Regions from separate parts of the Homo sapiens genome. Here all the other regions are linked to region 3. The links are chromatin loops, found by intact Hi-C in ENCODE. Cell type or tissue: mammary epithelial cell. All regions are shown on one strand.

The links. Peaks named below come from ENCODE experiments on the same cell type or tissue, not always from the same donor. Only the 100,000 strongest peaks of a DNase experiment are listed, where the experiment ranks them.
Region 1: a loop joins it to region 3, with 3 times the contacts of the local background. A loop is called at or near these places in 2 of 110 quality-filtered maps.
Region 2: it touches region 3 in a loop (7-fold over the local background); 25 of 110 quality-filtered maps call a loop at or near these places.

Annotation. Positions count from the first base shown.
Region 1 is chr7:36,577,817-36,585,816 of GRCh38, forward strand. All of the region lies in intron 12 of AOAH (acyloxyacyl hydrolase), which reads right to left. Among named protein-coding and RNA genes, the nearest start is that of AOAH-IT1, 18 kb to the right of the region's middle. In mammary epithelial cell, a CTCF peak has its summit at 4,586 (motif pointing left); DNase peaks (open chromatin) are centred at 4,965 and 5,715.
Region 2 is chr7:37,194,405-37,202,404 of GRCh38, forward strand. The region is part of intron 13 of ELMO1 (engulfment and cell motility 1); the gene reads right to left. Among named protein-coding and RNA genes, the nearest start is that of ELMO1-AS1, 200 kb to the left of the region's middle. RefSeq lists an enhancer at 4,615-4,674. In mammary epithelial cell, CTCF peaks have their summits at 4,643 (motif pointing left) and 7,365 (motif pointing left); DNase peaks (open chromatin) are centred at 4,637 and 7,357.
Region 3 is chr7:36,667,894-36,675,893 of GRCh38, forward strand. AOAH (acyloxyacyl hydrolase) reads right to left here. Exons shown (of 21, transcript NM_001637.4): 3 at 6,050-6,116. Among named protein-coding and RNA genes, the nearest start is that of AOAH, 53 kb to the right of the region's middle. In mammary epithelial cell, a CTCF peak has its summit at 3,127 (motif pointing left); DNase peaks (open chromatin) are centred at 388, 2,118, 3,128, 6,008 and 1 weaker place; H3K27ac peaks cover 2,547 bases.

The sequences.
Region 1 (8,000 bases), 90 kb before region 3:
AGTAATCTTCAAATGTATTGTATCTTCTTTTCATTATAATAAGTTCACATCTCACAACCTTACATACAATCACCAATTATTAAGTGTTATATGAAAGCTTACTAATTGTATTACAGTGCTTGGCAACTGTCTCAGTGCTTCAGAAAGGTAAGCATATATTATGTTTGGGCATTCAGGATGCATAGAAAATAGTATCCCTTTTTTGAAGTCTGAGAAAACCAATGATAGTGTTTTTTAATACAAGACCAAGATGCCTGAGCAATATTTTAAGTGTGAGATTTTTGCTTTGTAGTAGAATTTTGAGATGAATAATGTATTTATTTTTTAAAATCAAAGCTACCCATGCACATAGTTTAAAAAGTAATTTACTTAATAGATGCTTATTGAGCACCTGCTACATTCCAAGTATTATTCTAGGCACTGAGTTATATTGGAAAATTAAAATACATGATCCCTGCTTCTGTGTTGTTGATATTTCAACAGGAAAAGGCCAATAAAAGAACTAAACATTATAAAAAAGCAAATGATAGAGTATGCTAGAAAGTTCTAAATTCTATGAAGAAAGGAAATGAGAATTAGAGTAGCCAAAGGAAGTCTAATTGAGAAGCTAAAATCAACAAAGACTTGAGGTGGTGAGTCTCACAGAACCAAATAACTTACCTATGTGTGTATATAAGACTTGTGATGATAAATAGCAACCCCACACCTCCCTCCACTCTCCATTTTTCCATTTCCATAGGCAACTAATTCCAGCCTTAATTGACTAGGTCTTTTGATGTTTTTCTCCTCATCTCTAAGTAACATACTTTTAAGGCTACTTCTTGATTGTTAGTCTTTGACATTATCTGTTCACTTCCTACTCTAGAAGAGGATTTAGCTATTGACAACTAATCAATGATTGCTTTCTAATTTCTTTCTAACTTTTTTATTTCTGTAGAGTTAATAACTGCCTTTTGTTTCTTTCCTTAATTTTCTAAGTATTTATCATTGTATTAGTCTATTCTCATATTGCTATAAAGGAATACCTGAGACTGGGTAATTTATAAGAAAAGGGGTTTAATTGGCTTATGGTTCTGCAGGGTGTAAAGGAAGCATAGCAGCATCTGTTTCTGGGGAGGTCTCAGGAAGCTTCTAATCATGGCAGAAGGCAAAAGGGGAACAGGCATGTCACATGGAAAAAGCAGAGCAGGAGAACAAGCAAATGTGCTACACACATTTAAATGACAAGATTTCATGAGAACTCACTCCCTATCCTGAGGACAGTACCAACAGGGATGGTGCTTAACCATGTGTGAGAAATCCGCCTCCATGTTTCAATCACCTCAAATTTTTCATAAGCCTAAAACTGCTTAAAAAAAAAATGGCCCTATGTAGCTGAACTGAACTCAGCCTTGCCAGCTGTCCCTTCCCAGGCACATCATGTGAGTGAAGCCATCTTGGATTCTCCAGCCCAGCCCAGCCCAGCCCAGCCATTAGGTGATGTCACTGAGTAACCATAATTTCATATAGAGAGGAATAATTGGCCAGCCAAGCTCTGCTTGAATTCCTGAACCCCGCCCCCCCCAAATTGTGAGATATAATAAAACGACTATTGTTTTAAGCCATGAAAGTTTGGGGCAGTTTGTTATACAACAATAACATAAATCTGTATTAGGTATTAGTCAGGGTTCTCTAGAGGGACAGAACTAATGGAATGAATATATATATATATGGGGGGGTTTTTAGTATTAACTCACACTCTCACAAGGTCCCATAATAGGCTGTAGGCAGGCTGAGGAGCAAGGAGAACCAGTTCAAGTTCCAAAACTGAAGAACTTGGAGTCTGATATTCAAGGGCAGGAAGCATCCAGCATGGGAGAAAGATGTAGCCTGGGAGGCCAGGCCAGTCTCTCTTTGCACATTTTTTCTGCCTGGTTATATTCTAGCCATGCTGGCAGCTGATTAGATTGTGCCCACCCAGATTAAGGTTGGGTCTGCCTTTCCCAGACCACTGACTCAAATGTTAATCTCCTTTGGCAACACCCTCACAGACACACCCAGGATCGATACCTTGTATACTTCAATCCAATCAAGTTGACACTCAGTATTAACCATCACAGTTATGATATTTTTCCCTCACAAGTCTGAAGGAATTGATTGATTTTGGCTTTTAGCCTCCCCAGCATTGTTAAGTATGAAGCAACTCTGTGTCTTGATCTTTTGAAAGCCTATGGTAGCACCTCATTCCAAGTGTTCTGAAATGTTATGATGGCAGTCTTGGTGTGTGTCTGATTTTACTCATAGTGTTAGACCTTTGATAAACCCTTTCAACTTGGAAATTCATGATGTTCAGTTTTGAGAGATGTCCTTAAATTATTTCACTGATGATTTCTTCCTTTCTCTTTTTTCCCTACAACTATTGGGTCATCTGAACCGGTCTTGTAATTTTCCCTGTTTCTCTGTCCTATTTTCATGTCATGGACCTTTTTCTCCATTTTCTGGATAATATCCTCAACTTTATTTTTTAATCTTTCTATGAATGTCGTCTGCTATTACCAGAATAATTTCCAAATGACCTTATTGGTTCTCTGAATATCTTTTTAATTTTAATGTTCTTGTTTTATGAATGTAACATCTTCTTTTATCCTTTTTTGAAGCACTTGTCTGCTATAGAATTCTTTTATCTTTTTGAAGATATTAATTTCAGTTATTTTAATATGTAGGCTATTAAACTTTCTAAAAAGTTTTATCCCCCTTAGTACATAGTCTGTGTTTCTCTAAGTTGCTTTTTTTCCCCTTTGTTTCTGTATTTTCTTTCATGTTTGAGGTTTCCTTCAGATGTGTGATGATCCTGGGTTATAGGCTTATTTTTAAATGTTGAAACTAGTTGCCAGCTAAAAAGCTAATTGATTTTGATTGGAAGCTGGGCCCCTGGCTGTGCTTGTTGACTACAGCCCTCACTGCAAGATGAGCTGTCTGGGCCTTTCTTGGGGAACCCTGCTGTCAGCATCTGTGGGACTCTCCTCTTGGGCTGTTCAGATTCCCCAGGGAAGGATCTTCTAGTCTGCAGCCAGGAGAGTACAGGCTGGGTTGGCAACACTCTGGGGCATGTAGGGAAGGGTCCTCAACATTTAGCATTCATGTGTTTCCGTAGGATACTCCTCTCCTCATTTATGTTTGGTGTCTTCCAGTCCAGAGGCCCTTGACTTTAGTGTTTCCAGAGAATAAAGCTCTAGTCTTATTCCAGAGTATGGGAGGGGCAGTTGACCACCTGTGGAGAGTTGGAAGGGGTCTGAGGAGCTAACTGCTCTTCAGCAATCTTCCAACCAATACTTCTGGTTTAGCCTCACCTGCATTTCTACAGCTCCCACATGTAACCAATCCCCAAGTCTTCTGGGGCTTCTGCAGTGTGAACTGGGTTGCTTCTTGGCATTCCCTCCAACCAGCTTAGGATGCAGCTCTCCTGAATCTACTAAGTCAGTTACCATTCATCTGTCTGATTTCTAGCTTCCAACGTTTTGTGGCTGTTGGCTCTTCTTGTTCTCTTCGTCCTCTTGGACAAATTCATTTACTGTCGTTAGAGTAGGGCTTTTCAAGGGAGAGATGTAAGTGCTTGTGTTCAATCTGCTATCTTACTCAAAAGCCTGAAATGGATACCTTATACACTGCGTCACTTATGCCCTCTGCCTTGAGTATTTTATTATATTTTGGAAAAACAGATGGGAAATGGACACTGGATCTGAGTTTGATACTAAAATAATTTTATGGTCAATAAAGAGGGGTTATTTTTCTTTGGGAAAGTAATTCTTACCTATTTAGTCACAAATGTATTTTTGATCATTCTGAGAATGGAATTTATATACCAAAATATTGTTTTGCTCATGTCCTGCTCATGAAGAGTAAATAGTGTAGGTATTAATATTATAGATACAGTTAGTTGCACCTTTCATTATAAGAATATAGAAATCTTTACCAATAGGAGATAGTTCTAATAACATTTCTGACTAGAAATAGCATCTAGAATTTTGGGATGAAAGCCTTGTACCAAGCACTAGAAAGTATTTCACATAGTAAAAGATACTGCTTTCTTTCATCCCCATCCCGAATCTATAATCTCTCTTATATATTTTAGGAACTGCATTTCTCAAGGAGTGCTCAGAAATCCTGAGTATATAGTGGGATCAATATAATATTTTGATATGCCTGCAAATTGAGAAGATAGCTTAATAGAAAATTATATATATGCAGGGTCTTGAGCTTGTAGTCATAGGACAAGCTGAGGCTACTAGGATGCTATGCATAATGAGGCTAAACTATCATGATGATTCTGGCCTCAAATCCTCTTCCTCTTGCTCTCCTTTCTCCACAAAAATCCAGTGTTCCAGTGTGATCTTTTATTTTTCTCTTTCTGCTCTGTTGTATATATCAAAATCCGGTCCAATGTGCTAGGAGGAGGTGACTGCTTTTGGGCTTGTAAGTTGAGGGATGCACAAGACGGGTACTTAAAAGTTCTTTTCTCCACACTTTGCCCAATGCCTACAGAACTGAATCCTCAACTCCAGGCATAGGCATGGAAGTGAGTCACGTTAACTTTCCAGTTTCACCAGCTCCTTCTACTGGAGGGCCTGGCAGTACAGGCATTTCATGTGAAAACACACTGATTGGGTTTTGATTTCTAGCACCGTAATTCAAAATGAGTAAAACTCAAACAGAATGGCTGTTACTCTTCCCAACATTGGCTCAGGGAACACAAAAAAATCACTTTTTCTGAGAGCTTCCTAATGCCTTCCCCCACTGCATTTCGGTAGAACAAAACAGAGTAATATCAAGAATGGGCCTCAAGAGTAATGTAGACAAATTAAACAGGTTGATTTAAAATGAAATAAAAGATGGCCTCCCATGTTGACTCAAGGCAGAACCTATTTGGAGAGAGGCAAAAATGGAGTTCTTCCAAAGGCTTTGTAGCCTGCCAGAGATCTCTGAGGTAAACCAGATGTGATATGATTCAAGCAAGAGTGATGTAGCATATTCTGATGAAATTTCTTAGTCAGTGTCTTTTTTTTTTTTGAGACAGAGTCTCACTCTGTCACCCAGGCTGGAGTGCAGTGGCATGATCTCGGCTCACTGCAACCTCCACCTCCTGGGTTCAAGCAATTCTCCTGTCCCAGCCTCCTGAGTAGCTGGGATTATAAGCGCATGCCACCATGCCCAGCTAATTTTTGTAATTTTAGTAGAGACAGGGTTTCACCATGTTGGTCAGGCTGGTTTTGAACTCCTGACCTCAGGTGATCCTCTTGTTAGGCAATTTCTGACTCTGTCCAGAGGCACAGCTTGCTTGGGTATAAATTATGAGTCTCCATTAAGTTGAATCTTAGGGAATAAGTTACAAAAAACAGGCTCCAGCAGTAGGGTTGGTGAGAAATACCTGGGGATATTTGATGTGAAGAGTTAGGGAGGGGAGTAAATTAGGATAAACTTGGGTAACTTAGAGACTAGACAGGCTTTAAGGCTTTATCCAGGGACCTTTTCTGCTAGGAAAATTTAAGAAAAGGGTGGATAACTTTCTTTCTAATGTGGATGGAGGTCAGGCCAGCATAGGGCCAGGGAGATAGATTAAAGACCTTTTAAGATTCCTTTCAGTCCTTTGATATTAGCCACATCCCAGAGTTCTGTGTAACCCCTAACTCACTACATCATAGAACAACTAAGATGTAGCCTCAGAGAGTGATAAACATACAGAATATGACTCACCGTGGACTCAGAGAGACTGGCAATAAGCTAATTATGCAGAGGTGAGGATGGCTACAGAGGAGGTCCTAGGAGTTCACATACAAAAAGATTAGCAGGACAGCATGATAAATTTTGAATTTGGACCAGAAAAATAGTACAGGGAAAAAGACTTCATAGGCATTGTGTTCAATAATTCATGAGCTGCTGGGCTCAGACAAGGCTTCCTACCTGTTAGGTTAACCTCTCACTAAGATTTCCTCCCCTCCTGTTCTCTGAGCTTGAAGCAGGTGTAGCTCTCTCCATCCTGGCCTTTCCCAGCCCCAGATTTGATTCTAGGCCACTGTATTAGGGTGAACATTAAACTGTGATAAAGTGGAGACATTTAAGGCTGTGGAGGCTTATACATCTGAAAAGATTACTTGTGACATAGCAGATGGTTTTAATGACCTAAACGGCATTTCTCAAAGGATGTTCTGTGAAACACCAGTTTCTTTGAATTTTTCTCATAAAACACACACACAAATTCTACATAGTTCTGTGGTCAAATAAGTTTAGGAAATGTTTTATATATTTTTGAATGTTTTATATTTTTTGAGGATATACAATGCTTTTTCGCATAGTGAAGGCTATAATAAGCCTTATACCAAATAAGCTTGTTTCCCTTTATTTAAATTAACATTTCCAAAACTTATTTGACTTAACACGTCTTTTAAGAAATGTGTGTTAGTACCCTTTAACATTTTGTGGAACTCATATTTCGCAGAAGAGTTTATGAAGAATATTGATGAATTATCTCTGTGATCTGTATTTAAGCATTGAGGTGGCCTAAAATCTCAAGTTCAGTTGGTTACAACGATTCTACTAGAGAAATCTGTAGAGTGTTCATTTACTTTGATTAATCTGGGTTGCAAAATTACATCATTCTGGGCAAAAATTCACATCAAGGTTTGACTTATCATTAGCCAAATTCACTTCTTAGCAAATCTCTTTATTTCATTTTTTCCACTTGGCTACTGAATTGATGTTTCTTTTAAATTCATTTTCTCCTATTTGTTGATTACATATGGCTAATATTTTAATGTTAATTGTGTGATTTAATATTTTAATTAATTTTGCTAATTTCTTGCAGAATACTTATTATAGGACACACTTAGAATTCCAAGGGTTTAACTTACGCTGATTTATTTTTACATATTTTTACATATCACATCATGCAGTTGCTAATTCAGCTATACTCCTTTGCCTATTTCCCCCAAAATGTTAATCCCAACAAATCTTATTTGATTTAGATAATCTGACAAAATGCACATGAAGGAGGTTTGCAGATTGTAAAGCACTCTACATGGGCAAACTGATATCCTTATGAGCTGGTTCAGCAATTCTTTTATTGAGCACCTGCCATGTGTCATGTACTGTGCCAGGTAAGAGGGCTACAAAATGAAGTCACCTGATTCCCATACTCAGGATGCTCAGAGTCTGGGCATGGGAAGGTGGAGCATGAGACAAGTAGTAAACAGGTATTATAAGTGAGGTGACATTGGTATTGAAGGACATGATAGGATCTCAGAAAATAATCATCCAGTTAGATGGGGGGTCAGTATGAAGGGGCTGTCTGGAGGGGTATAAAAAAGAAATGTAGCTGAAGACAGAGAGGCTGGGGGATGATCCCTGAGGGGTAGGTGCTGCAGCATGGGCAGAGGGCGACTAGATAGGACAAAGACAACGGGCGATGCCTGTGAAAAGATGCTCAAACTCACTAGTAGTCAGGAGGTTACAAGTGAGAACAACAATACAATGTTGTTGTTATAGTGGAAAAAATTAAGAAGATGAACAATATCCAGTATTGGCAAGGGTGTGGGAAAACAAATATTCTCATATACTAATTGTGGGAATATAAATTGGTATAGCCCATTTGGAGGCCTTATTAAAATTAAAAATGTAAACATTTGGGTCCAATAATTTTTTCTTAAGAAATCCTCACACATATTCCAAAGAGTCAGTACAAAATGCTCATTGCAGCATTACGAAGAATAATGATACTCTGGATATAAGTTGGATGTCCACCTGTAGGAGAAAAAAATAACTATGCTATGAAACACTATGCAGTATTGGACAAGAAGGAAAAGAGCTCCAAGAAGTATGGCTAAGGTGAAGCACTGATTTACAGTAGGTTAAACACAATATGATAGCCTTTATGGGAAAATCCCAACAAAGTGTTCATTTCTTCATGTACAAATGAAAATACACAGAAAGGGCCTGGATGGAATCACACTAAACTGATCACAGGGCTT
Region 2 (8,000 bases), 530 kb after region 3:
GTGCTCCACACCTTTTCTTTCACATTTGTTTTCTCCCTTTCTATTCCCCTTCTATTTCTAGTTTCGGCCAATATCACCTCCAGCCTCTTCCAACTTCCTGCCATCTTTTTACTACCACCGAAGTGAAATCCTCAGCTTTAACTGCATTATTTCTTAACTTACAAATTATCAAATATCATCCAAACACCGCAGCACATAATATTTTATGGCCCAGCCTCAAAGGAGCAGAAATTGAAGGAAACTTCACATTCTTCCACTTTCCACTCCTTGTTGGTCACCCACGCTCCTCCTCCTCCCCAGCTCACTCATGTCCAAATGCTCCCTATTCTTTAAGGTTCATCTTCAGCGTCCTCTCCACTGTAAAATCTCATGGAGTCCTCAAATAAATTCTCCTTATCCATTTTTGGAATTTCAGAAACACTTTATAGTCTATTTGTATGATTCTCATAGCATATATCAACTTCTACCTATAAGTAAAGGTGTCTCCTTTCTTGAACGGTAGAATCCTTAATTGATCTATTCATTCATTCATTCAACACACACTTACCATATGCCTATCCAGTGGCAGGAACTGTGCTGGGTGCAAGAGATGCAAAGGTGTGCTAAGTAGACAAGGACCTATCCCTCTGGTGGGACATCAGGCTAATAAGCAAGTACAAACTACGTGCTGAAACGGGGGTAGGACCTGGACTGGGAGAGCTCCCAGCAGGCTCCCTGTGTCTAGTCTAAGAATACAACACACTCAGTTCTGAACTGAGAATTGTAGAGGACAGGGGATGAGAGTGCCAGGAGAGAGAACAGCACACATGAGGTCCAGAGTGATAAGGAGTTCACTCAACAATCAATTCCATGAAGGCCTTGGCTTCTCCGATTCATCTTTGTGACTAGAGAGAGGCCTGTCCGCACACTGCCTTAAATATCATAAATGCTCATAAATGTTGGTTGCACGAACAAATGAATCAACACATTAGTCTCTTATTTTTAGTCTAGATTAAACTCCAACATGACCCTATTGCCTGGCATGATCCGTTACTATCAAAGTGCTCTACAGGTGACCGATGGGACGCCATTCTACAGTGAGCCACTCAGATAGATGGAAGAAATCCACAGGCCCCTGTCTCACACCTTGGATGCCTGTTTGGATGCCCAGCCATGCCCAGCTGGCTGGAGGCGGGGCTCCCTGCACTGAGCAGCAGTTGCAGGAATCTGTGATGCTTTCCCAAAGTGAGGAAGAACTGTACCTCCTCCCAGAGCTTTCCTCTCCGAAAAAGCTGGCGTGGCTCTTCTCCTAACAGACCTGGTCCCAGACGGACCACCTCCAGTAGATGCCCCTGAACTTTAAAAGCTGTACTGCAGAGGCCTCCCTCTTCCTGGTCTCCATTTTCCAGCCCTTTCCCTTTGCCCTAATGCTCATAAGTCACAGGGAAGGCTGCAGTGGGAATGAGGGAGAACCCTTCAAGAAACAAGGAAAAGCTTTAGTATATGACATCACAGATAAATATATTAAAGGGCTGGGGGGATGGAGAGAACCAAATTCAAATCTGCTAACTTCAGGCTCCATCTATGAACAATAGAAGGCAAAAAGTGAAGGCCGATTTCTGGGTTATCATGAAGCAGGAAGATGAGCACTCAGGACCTGTCATGAAAATACTTGCTTTCCCTCACTGCTTTGCCCTGGTTATGAAGCAAGGTCATCAACAAATGAACAACATCAAGAAGGCAGGCAGAGGCTCAATAAGCTGAGAATGGAGACAAGGCCTCTTGGATTTACCTGAATTGAATGTAAAGAGCGACTGAGACCTTGTAGACAGCATGTTCCCTTTTCCTTAAATAGCAAGACAGCACAGCCTCGAGGCTGAGGTGGGGGAGGACTGGCGTCAGGGTGAAAGGGGCCAAACACTGGCCCTGCCACTTGCTTGCTGTGAGCATTTGCGAAGGATTTATAGCATCCCTGGAAAACTGGAAGCACAATTTTGCTTTCTACCCCCAGATAGAAACGTGGCCTTGCTCCTGCTGGGTTTAGCTTGAGATTCAGGAAGGACGATGCTCTGTGCATGTTCCCTTAAGAAGCAGCAAGTGGATAGTTGGTGTGTGGTCTTCATTAGTGGGAATACCATCCTGAGTGTGGAAAGGCCACAGTGAGACAAGCATTTGGTGGCTTTCTCAAGGACTCCAAGGGAGTGGGGGGTGTCCTTGGCATGGGAGGCTAGAAATAAAGCTTCACTAAGATCTGCTACTTTCATCTATTTCACTGCCTTGCTCCCATGAGTGTCTGAACCTGCGACTAAACAACTTGAAAACAAAAATTAAGTCTGCATATGTCTCCTTGTGCTGCTGAAACACTGCAGCTATTGTGGGCAGGTTTCAAATCTTCTGAAGCTGTAAGCCTCTTTTTATTCGTCTCTAAAATAGACATAATAATCCTTGTGTCTTGTGTCTTGTGGAGACAGAATGAGATACTGCATATGGGAACTTTCTGGCTCAGGTCCCAAAGAGTCCCCTAGACACTACTGCTGCTGGGTGTGGCCACTGCAGCTATTTTCTGCAGCTATTTACTGGGATAAGACCAGTAGAAACCCTAGCAGGCAACCTAAAAATGATAGATTCTCAGCAGTCTAGCCAGTTTGGTAATGTAAACATTTAAAGAGGAGGGACAGGAATAACAAGAAAGCAAAGGGTTAATAAATACCCCTTACCCTTTTAACCATGTTGTCCCAAGCACCATCTCGGGAGTGTGCACCACTTCTCATTGGAAAGTTTGTAGGTTTGCAGAGTTCATGGAAGATTCTTCCTGCTCCTCTTTCTCTCGTCTTCAGAATGAACAAGTGCAGGAAGTATGCAGAGATGCCCGCACAGGGCCAGTTCTTATGTAACCATGTGATTCTCAAATTGGTTCTTGTCCCTTCCCATTGGAAAGGTTTTGACAGTCTTCCTACACATACAAAATGCCATCCCCAGAATTAGAATCCCACGCCATGAAGCCAGCTCCCAGCATAAAAATTACTTCCCGGCAGACGTGAAACAGACATGTCCGAGTCTGGACGTCGTGCTCACACCTCCTCTCCCGAGGTCACATCACACTGAATTCAGAGGTAGGAAGGGCACTGTGACAAATAGTCACCACTTGAAAAAATGGAAAACAAAATAAAAAGTACCACAACAGCACACTGTCTCAGGAGAAAGGATAAAGATAGAAGGCATGCTAGCTTTGCGTGGAGCTGATTGATGGCCATCAAAAGCAGGTCAATGGGAAGCAGGTAACTGGATCACAGGACTCTTAACTGGTCATTCCTTCCCTCTCTTGCCTGCACCCCAGAATAACCAGCATGATTCTCAGGGGTGCTTTGATATGATCCTACTAGAGGCAAAATCACGAGTACAAGCACCTACAGAAAATCATCAGAGGAAGAGGTGCTGGATGCCTATAACTACCTTTCCCAGGTACCAGGACCCCATCACCACTCAGCCCTGCCAGACTCTGGTGGTCCTCTGTCCTAGCACTGTCCAGCCTAGGTCCAAGGCACTCTCCAAAGGGTATCGTGGATGGAGTCATCCAATTGAAAAATGCTTCCTGTCATGGACAGTAATATTGATTTAATATATGTTGTGGTTTTGAGTCTTATCTGCTTTTGAAAATCTGCACAAGAGCAGGCAGCATAAGGACATCCTCGGCCATGTGCCTACATGCTAATTCCTGAGTAGCAAAAATACAGAGCAAAAAATCCACCGCTTCCTTCACTAAAGAGGCTCTTTGAGGGGTATAAAAGTCCTGCACTGCTAAGCACTCTTACGAAATTCTCTAGAATTCATGGACTTTGGGATATGCCACTCCTGACAATTAACTGTTTTTGAAGCCATGTATTTCTACTCTCAGACCCAGCTGGTTATAGTCAAATGAAGAATGTCCCCAGTCATCTGGGTTACTGTAAATGCATTCTGCAGACTCATTTCCACCATCAGATCCAAATGACAATCATCAATTGTAAAAACTTACTAAAACTGGCTCCATGCCAAGGCTTCTCAGAACTTAACATCAATTAACTCATTAATGTCCATAACAAGCCTGGGTGGGAGATACGACTATATCCAACTCACTAATGAGGCAAGAAACACTTAGGTAAATTGTTCAAGATCACACAGCTAATGAGCAATGAAGCTGGGATGCAAAACCAGGCAGTCTGGCACCAAAGGCTGCACTCGTAAAAGCTATGTTTTATTAGCCTCAAACACAATTGACTTGCTTATACATTACGAGACCCTGACGTTTCTTTGCCCTTGGTTCCCTATGTGTCACCCTTGCACCTGCTGGATGGTGCCCTTTTGCTCCAAAGCGCCATGTGCAAAGAAAGGATGCCAAGGAAGTTTGCACAATACACTCAGGGACGAAGGATTGACACTGTTTAATATGTTGCCTCTCCTTCCGCCACAGCCAGGGGACAGAGTTATTGGAGATTTTGAGCTAAAAGGGGGAAGGAGGAAGATTCTGGCTGGAAAAGCATTTTTCTGAACCTGCTAAACTTACCCACTTAGAAGAGTCCCCACTAAGTCCTCCACTTCATGAACACATCAGAGCTGCTCTTTATTGAAGTGCCATCAGCCTGCAGAGTTTCTCACACACATGCCTTTGATAGGCGCGCCCCCTAGTGGACCAGAGAACAGATTCAACCCTAACTGCCCACAAATGTCCCTCCTAAGGCACCACAATGCGTGCTAAATAGGAAAGGAGTTTGGAAAAACAGGACTGGAAGAAACCTGTCTCTTCACCTGGTGTTCAATAACCATTCCTGAGAAATTGTGTCTGGAGTTAAAGTTAATTACCGTAAAAAGTAAGAAGAACGAAGGTCAAGTATTATCATGGTAATGAATCATAGGTCATTTGTTTTTAAAATTTTTCCCTTAAAATAGTTCCTCTAAAAATATGAAAACGGGCTGAACATGGTGGCCCACATCTGTAATCCCAGCATTTTGGGAGGCTGAGGTGGGAGGTGGAGGTTGCAGTGAGCCATGATGATGCCACTGCACTCCAGCCTGGGCAAAAGAACAAGACCCTGTCTCAAAACAAAACAAAGTTTTAAAAGTACAATTATTCATGCATCCCCTTTTCAGAAGGAGTCCACAGGTCATGGGTGCTTCTGAAATTAGATTACTCCCAGCAATAAGTACTCCTCCTTGCTCCCTCCCCATGCCGGAGTAGGAAGAAGGGAGTAACATATCCCATACGAAAGTCACCAAACAGATGGAAATGGTGGCAACAGCACATGCCTTGCAGCAAGAGCAAAACATGGGCCAACTCTTCACCTGAGACAGTGACAGAGAGCTTGTGTTAGGACTGTCCTTAGGGGCCCCACTGCACCAGTTTGGATGTCCTTTCTCAATGCAGCTGACAGCAAAGGTGGATCACAGAAGAAAGATCTGCAAGTATTCTAAGTGGGAGTTCTTGATCTCTCTGCACCCCTAGGAAGTATGATGATGCTACACTGAAGTGGAAATGGCCCCACGAGACCTTGAGTTATCTGAGAAGAGCCCACTGTGCAGAGGCCCTGCCCCATGACTTAATGTGCTTGGTTCACTTGGTTCAATGACAGGAAATAAACCTGATCTTCTTCAGTTTTTCAAGAGAGCTTTCCAAAGCTAACCTTTTCTTTCCTACATGTGCAGCTACAACTTGTTTTTTATCCCCCCACAGACAGATAGGGTTTCGCTCTGTTGCCCAGGCTGGAATTCAGTGATGTAATCATAGCTTGCTGCAGCCTTGACCTTCTGGGCTCAAGAGATCCTCCTGCCTCAGCCTCCCAAGCAGCTGGGACTACAGACGCATGCCACCAGGCCAAGCTAATTAATTTTTTTTTTTTTTTTGTAGAGACAAGAGTGTGACTTTATTGCCCAGGCTAGTCTTGAACTCCTGGCCTCAAGTGATCCTCTCTCCTCTGCCTCCCAAACTGCTGAAATTATAGGAGAGAGCCACTGTGCCCAACTAGCAGCTACAACTTTAAGACAACTCTGCATATAAAATTAAACATGAAGACAGTGCATGCCATTCTCTCTGTCATTTGACCAAAAGCATCCAAGAAAGACAGCACAGAGGCAACCCTGAACATGTACAGGCAGGGTGCTGGCAATCCTCTCTTCACCTGTGACGAATGGGCCACCTGAAAAGGATGCCCACCTGCCAATCAGTGAAGTGTGCAACCAAACTCCCTGACAGTTTTTGCTTGACCCATCAGCAGCTTCATAGGCCACCCACTTTCGCTTCTCTTCCCTTTTAAAATTCCCCTTTATGGCCAGGCGCCATGGCTCACACCTGTAATCCAAGCACCTTGGGAGGCCAAGGCGGGTGGGTCGCTTGAGCTCAAGAGTTTGAGACCAGCCTGGGCAACATGGTGAAATGCTGTCTCTACCACAAATACAAAAAAATAGCTGGGCCTGGTGGTGAGCGCCTGTGGTCCTGAGGTGGTAGGATAGCTGGAGCCCAGGAGGCAGTTGAGCCGAGATCGCACCACTGCACTCCAGCCTGGGTGACAAAGTGAGACTCTGTCTCAATAAAAAAAAAAAAAATACAAATAAAAATAAATTCCCCTTAATATTTTTAGGAGTGAGGAAAGAAAAGTTAGAGATAAAAAGAAAAGAATGCTCAAGAGGCTCGAATGCTCCCTACCATTAAAACAGAAATCTCAACAGTACCTCTGAACATACAGCTCCAGAAATGGCTACTGTTTAAAAAATTGAAAAATGATTCTAAAAGATTCTATTTACCTGAGAACCACATGTCAAGAGTCAGATCAAACTTCCCCATACAGCTTTGCATAACTCCCCACCAATGCTGGTTCACTTTAACTCCCTTTACTACCCTGCCCTCCTCACGTTATTACTGTCACATATTTTAATAATGGGACAGTACTTTCAACCCCCAAATACATTATTATTGTTTTTACAGCCAACATTCATAGACTTTCCATTTCCAGTGCATTCTTTCCTATATTTCCATGTTAAAGCAGAAAGCAAAAATTGCTTGCCCTACTTAAAATACTTTCATGACAGAGTAAGGAAAAATAACTGGGAATGAGAGTTGGGAGACTCAGGTCCTGGGAAAAAGCCCATCTGCCATGAACATCAGGCAAATCCCATTTAATAGGGGGGCCAGTTGCACATCCAACAATGCTTCTAGTTCCTACCGGGTCCTGATGAAAGCTTTAGAGCCCTCTAAGGAGACCCCAAGAACCCCTGTCTTGGCCTTTAAACTTTAAACAACTTCAAACGTTTCAGGCTTATAAGCAGGGTTGCAACGTAACAGAATGTCCCAGCAGCTGGTCAGCCAGAGTTCAGGGGACTGGCTGAGAGCCAATGGCTGTGTGTTTGCGCCATCTGGTGGCTATTTCTGCTCTGGTTCACTAAGGAATTTCCTGGCTTGTTGGGGCCAGGGATGCCTCAGAAGTTATTAGAACTGAGGTCTGCAGCATTTCAGATAGGAAAAGAGAGAGTCCGGTCTGATCAAAGTGTCAAGGAGGCTGACAGTGTAAGATCTGGTCCCTGAGGAACAGGCACATCTCTGTGAGTTCATGCAGCCTGAACCATCCCAGGTAATCCCTTTACCCATGTCCCCCAAGGATCCTTCAGGTGAAAGGGGCTGACTGGGTCTGGTGGACTGGCTAGGACTGGCAGAGCTTCCCTGCAGAGCACCCCGGGACCTCCTGCATTCTATATAGCTATAACTGTATAAGATTTCAGTAAATGTGTGTTTTTAAATATACTGTTATTTTACTTTTAGGTTTATGGGTTAAATCTAAAATGTATTTGAAAGCAAAGTACTTGTTTCAGAATACTATCCCAGTTATTAATAAGGGATATAGGGAAAAGTGATTCGATTGACAAAAACCTGCATTATCTTGTGCTTTCCAGAGATGCTCTGTGGCAAAAAGAGAATACCACAAAAATTAAGTGAATGTCAAAATTTAATTTCTCCAATTCCCATAAATGTATTCTAGATTCTTACTAATGCTGTC
Region 3 (8,000 bases):
CATGGTATAGCTTTCTCTATCTCCTTTTAATCTATATTTATCTTTATATTTAAAGTGAGTTTCTTGCTAGACAGCATATAATTGAGTCTAATTTTTTGATCCACTCTGACAATTTCTGTTTCTTAGTTGGTGCATTTAAACCATTGACAGTCAAAATGATTATTGATATAGTTAATACCTACCATATTTGTTACTGTTTTTTATTTGTTACCGTTGTTCTTTGTTTTTATTTTTGTTTTCTACTCTTTTTCATTTCTCCCCTGCTCCCTCACTCCTACCATCAGAAACATGAGAGGTTTTTGTGTGTGTGTGTGTGTCTCTAATAACTACTATGAGAAATCAGTTGAACTCTTGGAGGTAAAACTCACAAAAGAGTGGGTGGGCACACCCCTATGACTTGGTTCCCCTGGAATTTTTAACACAGTCTTGTCTACGTCTAGCTCCAGCAATTTGTCTATTACAGTACAGATTATCTTTCTTTAATGCTGGCTCCTGTGGCAATTTTTGCCCTGGAAAGTTGTGATTCTCTGTATCCACCTGTTTCTCCCCACTTTCGGAGGCAGCTGCTTGCCCAATAATCTTACTTCTTTTGTTGTTTGTTTGATTTCTTGGAGGCAGAGTCTCCCCCTGTCACCCAGGCTGTAGTGCAATGGCGCTATCTCAGCTCACTGCAACCTTCGCCTCCTGGGTTCAAGTGATTCTAATGCCTCAGGTTCTAGAGTAGCTGGGATTAGAGAGGTGCACCGCCACCCCCGGCTAATTTTTGTATTTCTAGTAGAGACGGGGTTTCACTATGTTGGCCAAAGTGGTCTTAAACTCCTGGACTCAAGTGATCCACCTGCCTTGGCCTCCCAAAGTGTTGGGATTACAGGCGTGAGCCATCACACCCAGCCCTGATCTTACTTCTCTTAAAGATCTATGAAGTATTGTTGGTTTTTCAGTTTGTTCAGCTTTTTAACCTGCTGTTAGAACAGAGTGGTGACTTTCAAACTTCATAATGTTGAACCTATCACATTTTCATTTACTTCCTTTTACTACCTTTACAGCTATAGAAGTGTACAGAGTGCAGCATGCAGGAAGGGCAGGGCTTCAACACTTTGGCATAGCCAGCTAATTGATTGCTTGAATTAGAATCATGGTAGAATTACAGTCGATGATGATGACCATCGTTATCATCATAAATCTAAAGAGGAGCAAGGATGACCACATGGCAGAGTAACAGAGCCTGTGGCAGGGTTAGGGGAATAGAGCCTTTTTCACTTGAAAGTGCTCATATTTAGACCTGTGACATTACTTTCAAAGGAGGTTTTATATACAAATTGTAGTCACAGAGATCCCCCAGCAGAACTGGAAGATCTTCTTCATATAACTTAATACTTTTATCTTGTTTCTAGGTCACATCCTTTATAGTGTACTAGAATTTAATTATTTCTATAAATCTTGTAATTATCTTGGGAATAACAGAATTATATTCCCCCCCCACCTTTTTTTTTTTTTTTTTTTAATTTAAATGGAGTCTTTCTCTGTTGCCCAGGCTGGAGTGCAGTGGCATGATTTTGGCTCATTGCAACCTCCACCTCCTGGGTTCAAGTGATTCTTCTGCCTCAGCCTCCTGAGTAGCTGAGATTACAGGCACTCACCACCATGCCTGGCTAATTTTTATAGTTTTAGTAAAGATGGGGTTTCACCATGTTGGTTAGGTTGATCTCAAACTCCTGACCTCAAGTGATCCACCCGCCTCAGCCTCCCAAAGTGCTGGGATTACAGGCATGAGTCACAGAGTGCAGTGGCTCTGCCCTGTATTTTTAATGCCTCTCCCAAAGCCATTAATTACATCTAAGGTATACCATAATTGTTATCAATTCTGTTTTGCATTTTTTTCTTAAAACTGTTAGTAGTTTATGCCTGTCCTGATCTCAGAGAGCTCCTGGGCTTAGGACATAAGAATTTGTGATTTAGAGAGAAGCATAAATAGATACCAGAAAGCAACACAGCCAGACAGAGACCAGAGTCAGGCTTGCTACAGGAATGGAGAGAGCAATGGCGGTCTGAGACACACAGAGGGGACCCAGCTGTGTCACTGGCTGGGATTGAGCTGCCCCCTGAAGTAGCTCCTCCCTGCATGACTCAGGTTCTTAGGGGAACCCCTGAGTTCTCAGGTATCCTTTTTTTGTTTTTTTTTTTTAACATCTTGTGGCTCTGCCTGTAGGAAGGAAATGTAATTGCTGCACAATTAGTCCATGAATTATTGAGAACTGAGTGGTGTGAAATAATAAGGAAGGATGCCCTTTGGGTTAGAAAATACATTTAATATTGGAAGACTGATATTCAAGTAAAACTAAATCATGAGGTTGTCATTTTCAGGCTCTCCATCAATCTCGAGCTGTGTCTGATGGCTTAAAACAAGCTGTATGAAGAACATGCCCAATGAGGAAACATTTCTATCAGCTCACAACTAATACACATAGGAAATTATGGACAAACAAAACACATGGTGGACAGAACCACGAAGGTGGGATCAGACATCTGTTATTTATTCATTTATTACATCTGTGGTTCTTCAAAAGTGGCCCACCTCATGCTAGCGAGAATTAGTCTCTTTATTAGAAAGAAAAATGTGATTCGGGCTGGAGTGCAGTGGCGTCATCTCAGCTCACTGCAACCTCGGTCTCCAGGGCTCAAGCGATTCCCCTGCCTCAAGCTCCCGAGTAGCTGGGACTACAGGCGCGCGCCACCACACCCGGCTAATTTTTTTTGTATTTTAGTAGAGACAGGGTTTCACCATGTTGGCCAGGATGCTCTCGATCTCCTGACCTCGTGATCCGCCCGCCTTGGCCTCCCAAAGTGCTGAGATTACAGGCGTGAGCCACCGCGCCCGGCCCGCTGGTCCCATTCTTTCTCCATACCTATGCCCGCTTGTCTCTTGTACAGTTCACATGCTGTACAGTTTGCATCTGCAGTGATGAGTATTGTGTCTGTCCTTTCTCTGATCCTTGTGCTTCACTGGTTCTCACACTCACCACTCTATAGCCAGGTACAGAAGAGCAAGTTGTGTCTGAATTACCCAGGCCACTTCTCGGTAACTCCCAGCACACTGCTGTTGGGAGCTGCTCTCTGGCACCCCCTTTTGGACATTTGCATGTATTGCCCCCTTTGAGTTCTGGGACTTTTCAGCTTGCTGATCTGGTTCCCTGATCTAGGCTCCTACTAGGTGTATAAATAGATTCATCAAATAGACGAAAAGGGTTTCTTTTTTTTACTGTTTTCATACTTTTAAAAGGCTTTCTTCACAGCAATCTAGTCATGGCTCATCTGTAATCATACTTTTTTTAAAAAAATTTATTAATTCAACAAACACTTATTGAAGACTTTCCATGCTTAAGTATTACACCTGGGCCTGGAGATACAAAGCTCTCTCCTTTTCCCCCCAACTCTTCCTACCTCTTTTTCTTACTTTCTTTTTTACTTTCATAAACATATAGTCAGTATTTTGCTAAGTACCTGCAGATAGATGCAAAGATGAATAAAATGTAGTCCTAGCCCTCAAACTGTTTTCCATCTAGATAGCAGCTTAGAAAAGTAAATGGATAATTCAGTTACAAACAGCTGTGGTAAATGCCATGCTACGGGCTTGCACAGGGTATTAGGAAAATGCGTGCATGCTCATGAATGTACATGTCTGTATGAGTGTGCATGTGCTCATGCGTGTGTGTGTATGTGTGTGTGCGTGTGTGCATCTGTGTGTGTGCACGTGTTTGTGTGTGTGTGTGTGTGTGCCTGTTTGCCTGTGTGTATAGGAGTGGGTTCATAAGATTTGTTTGGGGTAGAGGTAGGGGGTAGAGGTTTTGGATGTGCCAAGCTGAGTGAACATCTCGTACAAAGATCCTGAGGCAGAAACCTCCTGGTGTGTGGGGAGACTACAAGTGGTTTGAAGTGTAGTGTGCTATGGAGTGGCAAGGGGTGAGTCTGGAAATGCCCTCAGAAACCAGTTCCTGATGAGCCTTGTGTATGGGGCTAGGAGTCCTCCAGAGGATGTGAAGACTTCGAATAATTTTACGTTAAGGGAGTACCATAGTTAGGTTTGCATTAAAACATACTAGTCTAGCTATAATGTAGATTATGAAATTGCAGGGCAATGGGCAAGTTTGTAGGCCTGGAGTCCTGTTAGGAGGCAGTGGCAATAATAGTGGCACTAGCTAAGAATAAAGGGTCCCTGCCTTCCAAACACAGCCCAGGGGTTATGAAAAATTGTTTGCCACAACAGAGCGAGATCGCTATTAAGAGAGGCAGATGCACAGTATGACAGATTACTGATGACCTCCCTGCCTGTATGATTTTAAGTTCCTTCTGTCTTTAAAATGTTGTAGACTCTAGGCTACCCTGTTGTAGAGGGGGGATGCTGTCTTGTGAACATCTCTGCTGTAAGGCTAATGGCCCCTTGAAGAGGAATCATGTAAGGATGTTCCTAGGAACCAACCCAAATGCCCATCAATGATAGACTGCATAAAGAAAATGTGGCACATATACACCATGGAATACTATGAAGCCATAAAAAGGATGAGTGCTCGTCCTTTGCAGGACACGGATGAAGCTGGAAACCATCATTCTCAGTAAACTATCACAAGATCAGAAAACCAAACACCACATGTTCTCACTCATAAGTGGGAGTTGAACAATGCGAACACATGGACACAGGGAGGGGAACATCACACACCAGAGCCTGTCAGAAGGTGGGGGAAAGGGGAGGGAGAGCATTAGGACAAATACCTAATGAATGTGGGGCTTAAAACCCAGATGACGGGTTGATAGGTGCAGCAAACCACCATGGCACATGTAAACCTATGTAACAAACCTGCATGTTCAGCACATGTATCCCAGAACTTAAAGTTAAAAAAAAATAGAATGTTCCTAGGAGTACTGTTCACAAGAGTTAAAACCAGAAAGCAATTAAACATATAATTTATGTGTAATAAATTATAAAATGTTTATAATAACATGTATTATATGATAATGAATGATTTATATTTGTATATTTTATACATAATAAAACTATAGAAAAACCTCCATAATTTTTTTTATAGAAAGCAGAAGAAGGATGAACACGGAATTTAGGATGATGCTCACTTGGGTGGGAAAAGCCTGAGAATAAAGGGGAGGGACCATAGGAGCAGAGAAAGTTATGGTCAAGGTCCTAGACTGTTTTGGGTGGTGGGTTCAGGAGCTTATTTCAGTATTCAAAGTAACTAAATAAGAATATAAAAAGTGTAAGACAGCCATGTATGGATCATTGATGAGAGACTGCCATGAACTGAGAAACAGGGCTTATTTGATTCAGTGCCCTGAGCTCAAAAAAAGAAAAATAGTAGCTGGGCCTGGTGGCTCATATCTGTAATTCCAGCACTTTGAGAGGCCAAGGTGGGTGGATCATGAGGTCAAGAGTTTGAGACTATCCTGGCCAACATGGTGAAACCCCATCTCTACTAAGAATACAAAAATTAGCCGGTGTGGTGGCACATGCCCGCCGTAATCCCAGCCTCTTAGGCTAAGGCAGGAGAATTGCTTGAACCTGGGAGGTGGAGGTTGCAGTGAGCCGAGATCACACCACTGCCCTCCAGCCTGGGCTACAGAGCAAGACTCTGTCTCAGGAAAAGAAAAAAGGAAAAAAAGAAAAACAGTAAAAGAAAAAGCAGACTGTGATAATGCGAGGAGCAAGGGCTGGGAGTAGGGAGGCGGAGAGAAGCCAGGAAACCAGCTAAGTGGGGAGAGAAGATGTGGCCTGGGAATCCAGGGAGGCGGAGAGGGCTCAGGAGAAAGGTTCAATCACCCAAGTACAGGTTACCACACTGTAATTCAAGGGGAGCCTTTGCGTAGAGTGACGAAGGATCCAAATTAGGTTCCAATTTTCCACTATTACTAAGAGCTGGAATAACACCTCGAGCCCTGTCCAGAAAGCGCATCATGCTGAACACAGAGCCTCCCACCTCCCAGTTTTCTTGTTCCTCCCATGTCCCAGCAATGGAATCAGAGTTATGTGTCATGGCATACTCACAGTTTTATGATGTCTGATCCAAACTTGTCAATGACTAAATAGCAGGTGGTTTTCAAGAACAGTTTTTCTAAAAAATATAAAGAGGGAAATTGAATATATTTTTATTGCGACGAATTTAACACACCTTAATAATGATTATCTTTGCTAGGAACTGAAGCTGAGTGATTAATTTATGATTAATTTAATTTTAAGGATTTGAAGGAAATGTTTCAGCTAATGTATGCATTAAATATCACTTCTATCTCAGGTTTATGTGAATGCCACCTAACCGTCCAGGTTAAAGATAACCAATTTATTCTAAAAACACAGTTTAATGCTGGGTTTTCCTTTTCGTTCATTCTTTCTTTCTTTTTTTTCTACAGGGAATACCTGAATGTTGGCTATGACCTCATTTGTTGAAGTTGAAAGAAATGAGACTTGCATTAGTCAATCATCTGAAATGTAGCTCTGTTAGAAATGGTCTTTTCTGGTGTTTATTCAAAGGAAAATACTTCACTTGGGGTCCTTAGTTTTTGCTGTTGTTATCCCAGAGGTAAAAGGAGATGACAGTTACAGGTGATCCTGCACTGCCACCTTCATCACAGGACATAGATACACTCCACACAAATACTCCTACTAACAACATAATCTCCCCTGACCTATGAGAGCACATGAATGTTTTGTGAGTTCCTCTATCCACCCAATGAAACTTGTTAGCTCTTTGGTCCTGTTTCTCCAGTTTGTGAGTCTATTGTGGAGCCCTGGTAATTCAACTCAGGATCTTAGCAGAGTTAGGGACAGATCAGCTGTCCTGGAAAGAGCTAGAAAACCCTGATTAAGGAGAATCTATCTTGTCATGATGTGTCTCACATAGGGGGGCCCGGGCCTTGCTGGATGATGGAGTGGTGAAACAAGATAAATATGGGAATGCTCCCTGGTACTTCAATTTTGCTTAATGTTAAATAATGTGAAATATTATTTTTGTATTAAAATAGATCTATTCTATGACTTTTTAGACAAAAAAGTACGAGACTTTAAATACACTGTGCTCGGCTGGGTGCAGCGGCTCACGCCTGTAATCCCAGCACTTTGGGAGGGCAAGGCGGGTAGATCGCCTGCGGTCAGGAGTTTGAGACCAGCCTGGCCAACATAGTGAAACCCCGTCTCTCCTAAAAACACAAAAAATTAGCTGGGTGTAGTGGCAGGTGCTTGTAATCCCAGTTACTAGGGAGGCTGGGGCAGGAGAATCGCTTGAACCCGGGAGGTGGAGGTTGCAGTGAGCCGAGATCGTGCCATTGCACTCCAGCCTGGGCAACAAGAGTGAAACTCCGTCTCAAATAAATAAATAAATAAATTGTGCCTTTGAAGTAGGCAATTAAAACTGTGTCCTCACATTATGAGTGACCTTAAAGAAATAAAAAGGATTATAATGGAATGTTATGAACAGGTGCATGGCAATAAATTAGGTAACTTAGATAAAATAAAAAATTCTTAGAAAGACACATAATGCCCAAATGGACTCAAGAATAGACAATTTTAAGAAACATATAACAAGTAAAGAGATTGAATTAGTAATTAAAAACTTCCCACAAAGGAAAGCCTAAGACCAGCTAGCTGCACCAGATAGGATTCATTGGCAAATCTACAAAAAAGTTAAAGAATTACTAACAATTTATCAAGAATTCTTCCAAAAAATGGAAGCAGAGTGACCATTTCTTAACTTATTTATGAGGTTAATATTACCCTGATACTAAAACCAGAAACCTTCCTCCGAAAGAATGTAGACCCAAATCTCTCATGAATATAACCACAAAGATCCTCAACAAAATACTAGCAAATAAGATCCAGCAATACAGAAATTATACACCATGATCAGGTGGGATTTATCCCAGGAATGCAAAATTGGGTTAACATCTGAAAATCAGTTAATGTATTACTCCCATATCAACAACATAAAAAAAACCATATGATT